Linked DNA regions of Homo sapiens: regions 1 and 2 are each linked to region 3. Evidence: chromatin contacts called from ENCODE Hi-C or POLR2A ChIA-PET data. All regions are on one chromosome and are shown on one strand. The core of a region is the stretch at or near the end of the contact, and the rest is flanking DNA. Distances in the headings are between cores, read along the strand shown. Region 1 overlaps ADAM19 (ADAM metallopeptidase domain 19). Region 2 has its middle 22 kb from the start of ADAM19. Region 3 has its middle 54 kb from the start of CLINT1.

The links. A loop is a pair of places that touch in the nucleus more often than their neighbours do. ChIA-PET counts read pairs that join two places held with the same protein, here RNA polymerase II (POLR2A). Pooled maps may share reads with other maps.
Region 1: a loop to region 3 is called in a pooled map, with 14 times the contacts of the local background. The contact joins two enhancer-like sites. A Hi-C loop is called at or near these places in 2 of 37 single-sample maps with no recorded cell type and 4 of 50 pooled maps.
Region 2: a map with no recorded cell type shows a loop between it and region 3 (9-fold over the local background). The contact joins two enhancer-like sites. A Hi-C loop is called at or near these places in 3 of 37 single-sample maps with no recorded cell type and 4 of 50 pooled maps. POLR2A ChIA-PET finds 5 or more read pairs at or near these places in 1 of 52 experiments (AG04449).

What each region holds. Positions count from the first base shown.
Region 1 is chr5:157,500,705-157,504,629 of GRCh38, reverse strand. ADAM19 (ADAM metallopeptidase domain 19) reads left to right here. Exons shown (of 23, transcript NM_033274.5): 12 at 1,650-1,827. Among named protein-coding and RNA genes, the nearest start is that of NIPAL4, 42 kb to the right of the region's middle. RefSeq lists enhancers at 1,408-1,467, 1,918-1,977, 2,158-2,267. Within about 2 kb of position 2,414, at least 5 of the 41 ENCODE cell types and tissues checked have a DNase peak (open chromatin) inside an H3K27ac peak, as active enhancers do.
Region 2 is chr5:157,596,333-157,600,159 of GRCh38, reverse strand. No RefSeq gene overlaps it. Among named protein-coding and RNA genes, the nearest start is that of ADAM19, 22 kb to the right of the region's middle. Within about 2 kb of position 1,604, at least 4 of the 41 ENCODE cell types and tissues checked have a DNase peak (open chromatin) inside an H3K27ac peak, as active enhancers do.
Region 3 is chr5:157,910,958-157,914,719 of GRCh38, reverse strand. No RefSeq gene overlaps it. Among named protein-coding and RNA genes, the nearest start is that of CLINT1, 54 kb to the right of the region's middle. Within about 2 kb of position 1,544, at least 10 of the 41 ENCODE cell types and tissues checked have a DNase peak (open chromatin) inside an H3K27ac peak, as active enhancers do.

The sequences.
Region 1 (3,925 bases), core at 1,165-3,664, 410 kb after region 3:
AAACAGTGCAGCTTTCTTAGAGCTCTGGTGTCAATTTTTTAAAATTATTTCTCAGCTGTGACATGGAAAGGATGATGTTGGCTGGGTGCGGTGGCTCACGACTGTAATTCCAGCACTTTGTGAGGCTGAGGTGGGCAGTTCACCTGAGGTCAGGAGTTCGAGACCAGCCTGGCCAACATGGTGAAACCCCGTCTCTGCTAAAAATACAAAAATTAGCTGGGCGTGGTGGTGCACGCCTGTGGTCCCAGCTACTAGGGAGGCTGAGGCGGGAAAATCACTTGAACTCGAGAGGCAAAGGTTGCAGTGAGCCAAGATTGTGCCACTGCACTCCAGCCTTCAGCCTGGGCAACGGAGCAAGACTCCGTCTCAAAACCACAACAACAAAAAAAGAATGAGGCAGGATACAGCTTCACAGTCATGCCTGGATCCCTATAAGCTCATGGTTAAGCTCACCCCTTTCTCTCTCAATCTAAAAAGCGTATCTGAAGACAAATGATTGAGAGTTATATTGATTACTACTCTCTTTCATTTTTAAATTATTCACAAATATGGATAGTTTAACAATTATTAGTAACAAATTCCTTGGAGCATACCTTCCCACTGAAGGAAAAGCTCCAGTTTCTTGGAGGGTTTAACCTTTAATTGGTTTAGAGAATTGGGAGCAGGATAACTCTCCTTTTGTAGACCCAGATGGCTGTACTATTTGTCCTTTTCACCAATGGTGGGACCCAGGACCTTCCATACTCCTGTGATAAAGAGCATGCGTTTATGAGTTGGCTGGTTGAGTTTGGAATGCCCTCTGCATCCTTAGAACAGCAATGAGATCACTGGCCCAAAATGAAATAAAACTTATGATCTTGGCCTTTTTTTGGCCTGGTCCTCTGTCACAAGAGAATATTCACCTGATATCAGCTTCAGGAAAAGTTTAGGTTGGCTGGTGTTTTCTTCAGTGCTAAGTCTCAGGAGACCTCTTGTAACACACTCACAACCCTTTACTTATCGCAGCCCCCTCATGCAATGGGCAGAAATTGCTACTCCTGATTCTCAAATGCTTTCTGCATGCCGACTAAGAAAAATAGAATGTTATGGGGTGGTTAATATCTCATCACTAAGGATGAAAGAATTCTTTTTTTTTTTTTTATACTTTAAGTTCTAGGATACATGTGCACAACGTGCAGGTTTGTTACATATGTATACATGTGCCATGTTGGTGTGCTGCACCCATTAACTCGTCATTTACATTAGGTATATCTCCTAATGCTATCCCTCCCCGCCTCTTGCTACCCTACAACAGGCCCCGGTGTGTTATGTTCCCCTTCCTGTGTCCAAGTGTTCTCATTGTTCAGTTCCCACCTATGAGTGAGAACATCCGGTGTTTGGTTTTCTGTCCTTGCAATAGTTTGCTGAGAATGATGGTTTCCAGCTTCATCCATGTCCCTACTAAGGACACGAACTCAAGGGATGAAAAAATTCTAAATTAATGTATTGGTAAATGTTCTAAGGGGCCAGAATGTATGTGTGTGAGACAATGGGGGTCTGAACCCAGGTGGAGTCAGCCCCACGGGTAGCAGGAGTGACAGCACGAGTGACACCTGCCTGACTGCTAGATGCTCAAACTCCCCACTAATTCCAGCCTTGTCCTCTGCCAGGCACCCCTTTCCCAAAGTGTTCAATGGATGCAACAGGAGGGAGCTGGACAGGTATCTGCAGTCAGGTGGTGGAATGTGTCTCTCCAACATGCCAGACACCAGGATGTTGTATGGAGGCCGGAGGTGTGGGAACGGGTATCTGGAAGATGGGGAAGAGTGTGACTGTGGAGAAGAAGAGGTGAGGGGTCACAATGGTGCTAGTGGGAGGGGAAGAATTTGCATTGGTTTCAAAACTCAAGGTCAAAGAGAACACAATTGAAAATTTCTTAGTCACAGGTGTTTCCTACATATAACTGTCCAATACCCCATGAAAAATCAGATATGAAGAAGCCTTCCAGTTGGAGTGTTTGTGCCGCCTCTGCTAGTTTGTGGCCAGCATCGCTAGTGTCCAGGATCAGTTCTTCTTATGAGTGTCTGGTCTAACCAGAAACCACGATCACGTGGCATGTTGACTCTGTCTTCCTCAGTGGAGCTGCACATGCCTGCTTGCCCTCCAGCTGCACGGAATTTATTCTGGAGGCCACACAGCCAGATATATGGGCTTGAACAGGGGCCTTATGAGGATGCTTAAAATAACAAGCTCATGCTGTTTAGGCTGGAGGAGAGATGATGGAAAGGGGATGTAGGAAGTGCTGTCAAGTCCCAAAAGGGCTGCTAGGAGGAACTGTTTATGTGTAAACTCTCTCCTTCCTTCTGATCTTCACAGTGAGTGTGGAGGGTACACGGCAGAGCCCGGTCATTTTTAACAAATGCATGTGGTTTCTGCAGAAAGCAGAACTGGATTGTTTCGTCTCTATTTTTTGAAGGCTGAAAATATGTATGTTTATACATGCATAACAATTTGGGGTAGATAACAAGTAACAGTAAATTATGGGGGTGAGACTGAGGTTCTGTATAAATGGAAAAAAAAATCTGATTTTATGGCCTTCTCTCTCTCACTCTGTTGCCCAGGCTGGAGTGCAGTGACAAGATCTCCACTCACTGCAACCTCCACCTCCAGGGTTCAAGCGATTCTCCTGCCTCAGCCTCCTGAGTAGCTGGGAATACAGGTGTGTGCCACCACACCTGGTTAATTTTTTTTTTTTTGTACTTTTAGCAGAGACAGAGTTTTGCTACATTGACCAGGCTGTTCTCAAACTCCTGACCTCAGATGATCCACCCACCTCGGCCTCCCAAAGCACTAGGATTGCAGGCGTGAGCCACCGCACCCTGCCTGTGACCTCTGTGATGTGATTTTTCTTTTTTTAATGCCAGTATGTCACTTTCAGAATAAAACAAGAACTAGTCAAGGATGCCACCCCCACCACCATGAGCCCAGAGAGATCAACACAGACCCATCAGAAAGGAGGGAGTGGTATGAACATGGAGGGCCACTGGGGTTGAGGAATGGCCTGAGAGTGGGCATGGCCAGTTGGCTTAGGTTCTGAGCAGTTGCTCATTCAACAGGCACACTGAGTGTGGGCTACTGTGTCTGGTCCTAGGGTTAGGATGAGTGGCAAAAATGACATAGTTCCTGTCCTTGGGGAGCTGATAGTCTAGTGGGAGAAACACATATTGAAATAATTGCAAAAGAATATATGTACAGTCCATGGCAAGTGCTAGGAAGACAAATGACACAGTGCTCTGAACATATATAATGTGAGGGGGAACCTCCTTGCTTGTGTGGGAGGTGACCTGGAGCCCATATCTGAAGGCTGCATTAGGAGTTAGTGAGGCACGCAGGAGGGAAGGCACATTTCAGGTGGAAGGGGAGCCTGTGCCTTCGTGGGAAGAAATATGGTACATTAGGAAGGCAGGAATACAGGTCTTCCTGGAGCCCAACATGGTGGGAGAATAATGGGAGGAAAGTGTTCTATTCCTTCTCTTAGGGGAGACAGGTGGACAGGTGTCTGTGGTCAGGGGATGGGATGTGGCTCTCCAATATGCTAGAGCCCTGGACAGTTAGGGGTATAAGGTTGATAAACATGAGGTAGGCCTCAGGCAGACCTGACTTGAATTCAGCAGGTGTGTCCCTCGGCCAGCTACTGGACTTGCCTGAGCCACAGCATCCCTGTCTGTGGAATGGGGTCAAGGCTGCCTCATAAGGCTGTGGTGGAGAGATCTGTGGAGCCCCGTACACTTTTCATCAATGGCTGATGGATTGGCCTGTTAATACTGTAAGAGTGTGATGAGGACGCTCAGGGTCACTGGAACGCCTCATAATCTTTTAAAAATCTCAGGCTGGGGGAGAGCAAGGAACCCATGGAGATCTTCTGTTCCAGAAAGGTCCAGGCCAG
Region 2 (3,827 bases), core at 355-2,854, 310 kb after region 3:
GGTGGCACATGCCTGTAATCCCAGCTAATTGGGTGGCTGAGGCAGGAGGATCACTTGAACCCAGGAGGCAGAGGTTGCAGTGAGCTGAGATCATGCCACTGCATTTCAGCCTGGGCGACAGAACAAGACTGTCAAAAAAAAAAAAAGAATGAACGAAAGAAAAAGAAATACTTAACAGTTCTATTTATTAAGTAGTTAGATCCAAACAACTTAATGAATAATTATATCTTAACAACGTAGTAATCGTTTGGAAAAAAATACTTGTAAATTGAAAGAAAAAATATTTTGTTTTTAAGTAACCACAATATTGACCAATAGACTGTAGACTGTGCTCCTGTTGAGGACTACACAGTTTCTCAGGTCTTGGAATCAGACAACATCATCATTTTCATTTCCTGATTTCACATGGCATTTACTTTTTATCATAGCAACCTCAAAAAACCCTGCTTTGCAAAAATATCATGTCATTGAAGGGAATGGAGTATGATTTAACATTGAAACTGTGAACGATTTCCAGCTAACAGTTTATATGGTATCCAACAGTTGTCACTGTGCTTCCCTCAAAAAGGTAAAATGTCCCATGGCCCCTCTGTGAGTTTACTGCAGTGCCCAAGGGTGACTTGGTGCACCATTTGGGAAACACGGCCATATGGAAAAAATTATCTTGATCTCTACCTCACGTCATAAAGATAAATTTCAGATAGGTTATAGATCTAAATGTAAAATGAATGTAGTAAAGTTTTTTGAGAAAAACATAGGAGAATATTTTTCTGCTCCTGGGGTGGGAAACAATTTCTTTTCTTTTCTTTTCTTTTCTTTTGAGACAAGGTCTCGCTCTGTCATCTAGGCTGGAGTGCAGTGGCGTGATCTTGGCTCACTACAACCTCTGCCTCTCGGGCTCAAGTGATCCTCCTGGGCCACCATGACCAACTAATTTTTGTATTTTTTTGTAGAGACGGAGTTTTGCCATGTTGCCCAGGCTGGTCTCAAGCTCCCGGGCTCAAGAGGTCTGTCTGCTTTGGCCTCTAAAGTGCTGGTATTACAGGCATGAGCCACAGCACCTGGCCAACAATTTCTTAAATAGGATACAAAAAGTAGTGCTCATAAAAATGATGAATTCTAAGATATTAATGTTAAGAATTGCTTTGTATCAAAGGAGAGTAAGGACGTACCCTGTAAAGTGGAAGAATATATTTTCATATATATGACTGACCAAAGGCTTGTAGCCAGGATATTTAAAGAACTCCTGCAAACCAACAGAAAAAAACAGCTTGCCCACTTGAAAAATGGAAAACAGACTTGAACAGGCTCCTTGGGAAAGGGGATATCTAATGGCCAACAAAGAGATGACAAGATTTTCACTAATCATCTTATTCACTATCAGGAAAATGAAAGTTGAAACCAAAAGTCAGTACCAACACAAACCCACCAGATGGCTAAATTTTTTTTAAAAATGGAAAATGTCAAGTGTTATCAACCATGTGAAGAAACCAGAACTCTCTTACAAAGTTGATTGAGGTATGAATGGATACAACCATTTTCTTGGACTGTTTAACAATATCTTTTAAAGCTGATCATATACTATGACTCAGCAATGTCAGTCCTAGGTATATACCTAAAAGAAATGCAAATATATATTAACCAAAAGAATGCTCACAACAGCACTGTTTGTAATAGTCTCAGTCTAGAGACAACCCAAATATCTATAAATGGTAGAACGGATGACTAAACTGTGGTTCATTCTGATAATGGAATACTATGCAGAACAGACAATCTATAACTACATAAACGATATAGTGAAATCTCACAAACACAAAACTTAAGCAAAAGAAGCCAAGACCTTCCCATATCCCTTTCCCCCAAGTTACATACTGGATGATTCTATTTATATAAAGTAAAAAGAGGCAAAATTAATCTATATTATTAGAAGTCAGGCTAGTAGTTACCCTTGCTTAAAGGGGGATTTGTGACTAGAAGGTGGCAAAAGGGGACTTCTGGAGTGCAGGGCATGTTCTCTTTTCTTTTTCGATAATGTGGGTGTGTTCAGGCCGTGAAAATAGTTGAACTGTTTACTGTGATATGTACATCCTTTTTTTTTTTTTTGAGACGGAGTCTTGCTCTGTCACCCAGGCCGGAGGGCAGTGACACGATCTCGGCTCACTGCAACCTCCGCCTCCTGGGTTCAAGTAATTTTCCTGTCTCAGCCTCCTGAGTAGCTGGGATTACAGGTATGCACCACCACATCCGGCTAATTTTTGTATTTTTAGTACAGATGGGGTTTCGGCATGTTGGCCAGGCTGGTCTCTAACTCCTGACCTCAGGTGATCCGCCTGCCTCGGCCTCCCAAAATGCTGGGATTACAGGCGTGAGCCACCGTACCCGGTCTATGTGCACTCTTTTAGTATGTTTGTGGCACTTCAATTAGAGTTAAAAAAATAAATAACGCTTCAATGAACATCCTGATAGCTATGTTTTTGCAGAAATTCCTGTTATTTTCTTTTGACTGAATTTCTAGAAGTGGAATTGCTGAATAACATGGTTCAAACATTTGTATAGCTTTCAATGTCTCTTATCAACTCTCCAGGGGCTGCTTTTATCTCCTTGTACTTAGCACTTGACACCGTCTAACAGATGTTTGTTGAATGGGTGAATGAATGAAGGCCTTCTTTCAGGTCCTGGAATGAATAGAGGCCTTTCAAGCCTGAGAATGGTGGCTGTCTCTGCCACCTGAAACTTTCTTCCCTCTGTTCTTCATACCAACCACAAACTCTCAGCTCAAAAAACAACTCAAGAGAGCCTTACCCCACCATGCTGTCTAAAGTAGTCCTCCTTTCTCATTCTCTCTTTTAGCATCAATTGTTTACAAATATCAATGTGTAATTATTATATTTTATGTATATGTGTATTTGCTCACTTGCTTACTGTCATCTTTCCCACTAGATGCTAAGTACCGTGAAGATAGGAATGACATGTGTCTTTGTCCACTCTTATAATCCCAGCAGCTAGCACAGTGCCTAGAATGGAGGAGGCCTTTGCATGATTGAGATATTTTCAGTCACAAGTGACAGACCTCTAACTCAGACTAGCTTGAGCAAAAAAGAAAATTATTGGCTCATGTAGTTGAAAAGTTGAGGCGGCTGACTTCAGGCATGGCTAAATCCACAGGTTCAAATAATAATACTAGGACCTTGTCTCTCTCTTTCTCCATACCTCTTACCACTGTTTGACTTCATTTTTTAGACAGGTTCTTTCCTGACATGGCAGCAAGAAGACAACTCATAGCTCCAAACTTATATTGCTTACCATCTCAGACGAGAAGAAAGCAAATTTTTGATAGAGCTGTCAAGAGTCTTGGGGAAGATGCCCATTGGTCCAGCTTAGGGCCATATACCCATCACTGAGCCAAGCACAGTGGGTTTAATGATGCAGTTCTACACCCAGGCGTTGTGTTCTTGACTATTCCTGAGCAGTGGTTGGGGAGGAGAGGAAGATCCACCCACTCAGACCACAAGAGCAGATGTGAGCAAGGGCTGACTTATTTGCCTAATTCTCACTTCAACTTACCACTCAACCAGCTGCAGGAACTCGACTTTCTGAGTGTGTGCAGCCATTAACCTAAAACTAGGCAGTCGAGACCTACAGGTCTTCGAGCTGTTCTCTGGCTAAGTGGAGCCAGCTGAAATTAAGTGCTTTATTGATTGCCATTTTAAACAATAATTTCAACTTTCATTTTAGATTCAGGGGTACATGTGCAGGTTTGTTACATGGGTATATTGCATGATGCTGAGGTTTGGGATGTGAATGATCCCATTACCCGGGTAGTAAGC
Region 3 (3,762 bases), core at 295-2,794:
TATCACCCGGAAACAGACACACCAAAGCCATTCTAAGACACAAACCTCATGGAGACATAAAGTCCAGTTTATCCCAGCTAACAGTCAGAGACTTAACGCCTTTAGAGATAAGGAAATAACAATAAACACTAATAACTAGCATGTCTACCTGGTGTGGCTTGGAGAATCATTAACCTTTGTTAGATAAACAAATCTTGGCTGTTACCCACCTAGGTCTATGCTTCTCAGGGTTGTTTATGTGAGAAGCAGCTCAGTTGCAAATCAACACCTGTCATTAGGAGCATCCATTCTTTTGACTCTCAATTTGGGTCTCGTATTTGAAGCCAATTTGTTCACCCTGCCCACAGCATCTTAATCCTTTGGCACCTCCTCCCAGCCAGCCGGCTGTGTGCCTCAGTTCAATTTCAGCTGCTCTATTGAATGACTTCTCCAGAATTCTTCGCAGTGAATCGCATGTATGCCGAATAAATATTGCCTGTATTCTATCTGATCATTGCAAACATACCTTCCAAATCAGATTAAATCCACCTAATTGATTTTACACATCATGATGACAAACAAAAACTACTTCTGTTTATAGTAGAAATTTGCACCTCCACCTTAATTGCACAGCACTTTTCTGTAAAGTGGCTCAAGACACTTTGTGAATGTTATTTCATTTAATATTACACCTTTGGCGCTAGGCACAAGCCAGATTTCATTACTCTTTTTTATTCAGGTCCAGTGTGTTAACTGATTTGCAAAGCTAGCCTCAATAATTCCACCCAGCCCTAGTATATACACAGGCAGAATCTGTTTCCCCACTTTGTGAATCTGGCTTGGCCTCATCACCTGCTTGAAGCAATAGAATATGGCATAAGTGACGTTGGGCAACTCAATAGGCCTTGTAGCTTCTGGTGTGGCTCCTCTGGAGCTCCTGCTGTGTTAATTAATGAGAGCCTGCCAGACATCAATAGCAGCCTGTCAAGCCCGCCTTCTGGAGGATTAAGTAAGAGTGTGCATGCTAAGCCCCTGGCACATAGTAGGTGTTAGTTTCTTGCCTCACTTTCTATAGCAATCATTTTTATCTAGAGAAGGCTGGAACTAAATTAATAACTTTTGTATATTTTTTTAAAGAGTAAGAGAATAGTTTTTTCCTTTTCTTTGCTCAGAAATGTATTTAGAACCTGGTGTGACGATGGCCAGTTGAAGTGTGTCAAATATGATTACCATCTGAAGGACAGCAGCAGGGTTCTTCAAAAACCCTCTGCCCCTTACTGGGAGAAAGGGTTCACTTTGTAATACATTCGCAAGCAATGAGAACAGAGAGTACTTTGAGTTCTGAATACTAAGTATAGTTCAAAAATCCAACTCATTGGAAAGGAGAAAGGAAAATCACAGGTTTTACAACAAAGTCACTTTTCAGGTTCTCAGAATCACTTGAAAAGACCTATTTTACTGTTTGCCTGCCAAACTCGAGTTTTTTGTCCTATGGCTGCTAACTACATAGGTCTCCATGGGTCACCAGGGCCTCAGACGCAGAAGGACTGCGTTGCCTTAGCAGGAAAAACCAGTCAAGCTGGTGGAGGGCAGTGCAGCAGGTGGCAACTTGCTCCCTCCTTGGAGGTTTTTGAGGCTTACAAGGAGAAACGGGTGTGATAGGTGGATGGGGTCATGCAAAGGGTGCGGTGACATTCTCTTGTGAAGACCAGGTGTGTGACAGTAGCAGCAGCAGAGTTGATAACAGCCAAAAATCTGGATAGCCATTACTAGAAAAAGATATAGTGCCTACTGAAACATCCGGACCACCATCAGGAAATGCAATCATCCAGGCTCGGCAGCCTTTCAAAGGCACCCATCCGAGACTCTCTTTTGTGTCCTTCCATTCTCTGGGACCCTGCCAGTACATAGGGTACTCTCGGTACTAGAGACTGCGTGTACACAGAGAAGGAAGTGAGAAAGCCAGTAACACCCACAATCAGGTGTTTCAGCTAGGGCAGTGGGGTGGGGAAGGTTACTCCTATGCCAGTTTTCTTTGGCATATGACTAGGAGCTTGCTAATACTTGCATTATAATTTATAAATTGAAGTCTATATGAAAGTTACTTTAATGAGTAGGTGACTCAGGACTTCAGGTTTGAGCAAGGTCATATGCTTTTATTTATTTATTTATTTATTTGAGACAGAGTTTCACTCTTGTCTCCCAGGCTGGAGTGCAGTGGCACCATCTCGGCTCACTGCAACCTCCGCCTCCCAGGTTCAAGCGATTCTCCTGTCTCTGCCTCCCGAGTAGCTGGGATTATAGGCACAAGCCACCATGCTCAGGTAATTTTTGTATTTTTTAGTAGAGACGGGGTTTCACCATGTTGGCCAGGCTGGTCTTGAACTCCTGACCTCAGGTGATCCACCCGCCTCGGCCTCCCAAAGTGCTGGGATTACAGGCATGAGCCACCACACCCGGCTCTTTTTTTTTTTTTTTTTTTTTTTGAGATGGAGTTTCGCTCTTGTTGCCCAGGCTGGAGTGCAATGGCAGGATCTCGGCTCACCACAAACCTCTGCCTCCCAGGTTCGAGCGATTCTCTTGCCTCAGCCTCCCGAATAGCTGCGATTGCAGGCTCCCACCACCACGCCCAGCTAATTTTTGTATTTTTAGTAGAGACGGGGTTTCACCCTCTTGGCCAGGCTGGTCACAAACTCCTGACCTCAAGTGATCCGCCCACTTTGGCCTCCCAAAGTGCTGGGATTACAGGTGTGAGCCACCATGCCCAGCCCATGTTTTTATTTTTCTAAATCCACCTTAGAGCCCCACACACTGAGGTCAGTGAGAATTGCCACCATGTCTGTGGCTTCCTCTCTGAGCATGGGTGCTGATACAGTCCAGGAGAAATGGAAGCGAGAGTTCTAGTCATCAGTCCCTCACTGTCATTACTATCACTATCACCACTGCTCCTTCTTCTTCTTCCTTTTTTTTTTTTTGAGATGGAGTTTTGCTCTAGTCACCCAGGCAGGAGTGCAGTGGCGCGATCTCGGCTCACTACAACGTCCGCCTCCCTGGTTCAAGCGATTCTTATCACTCAGCCTCCCAAGTAGCTAGGATTACAGGCGCCCGTGACCACGCCCGGCTGATATTTGTATTTTTAGTGGAGACGGGGTTTCCCCATGTTGGCCAGGCTGGTCTTGAACTCCCTACCTCAGGTGATCCACCCTCCTCGGCCTCCCAAAGTGCTGGGATTACAGGCTTGAGCCACTGCGCCCGGCCACCACTGCTCCTTCTAACACATGCACTGTGGTTGAGAGCTGCTCCCTCCATGTCTTGGTGCTGGCTGCTCTGTGTTCTCCTTCAGCCTTCCTCTCCCTAGTTCCTAGGCCGCAGGAGCCGAGACACTTTTCCCAAGTGTGCCATCCACACCACTGCCCTCTAGCCAAGGGCCTGAAATGCTCTGTACAAGAAGCAGCCTATATTTCAGATACCCTACAAAGAAATCCACGCTCCCTATCCCTTCCCAGTATCTAGGAAGGGACTTCAACACAACCTTCCTCCTCTCATCTGCAAAATGAAGAAAATTGTTGGCCAAGCGCAGTGGCTCATGTCTGTAATCCCAACACTTTAGGTGGACAAATCACTTGAAGCCAGAAGATCGAGACCAGCTTGGCCAATGGTGAAACCCTGTATCTACTAAAAATATAAAAATTAGCCACAGGCATGGTGGCATGCACCTATAATCCCAGCTACTCGGGAGGCTGAGGCACAAGAATCGCTTGAACCCAGGAGGCAGAGGTTGCA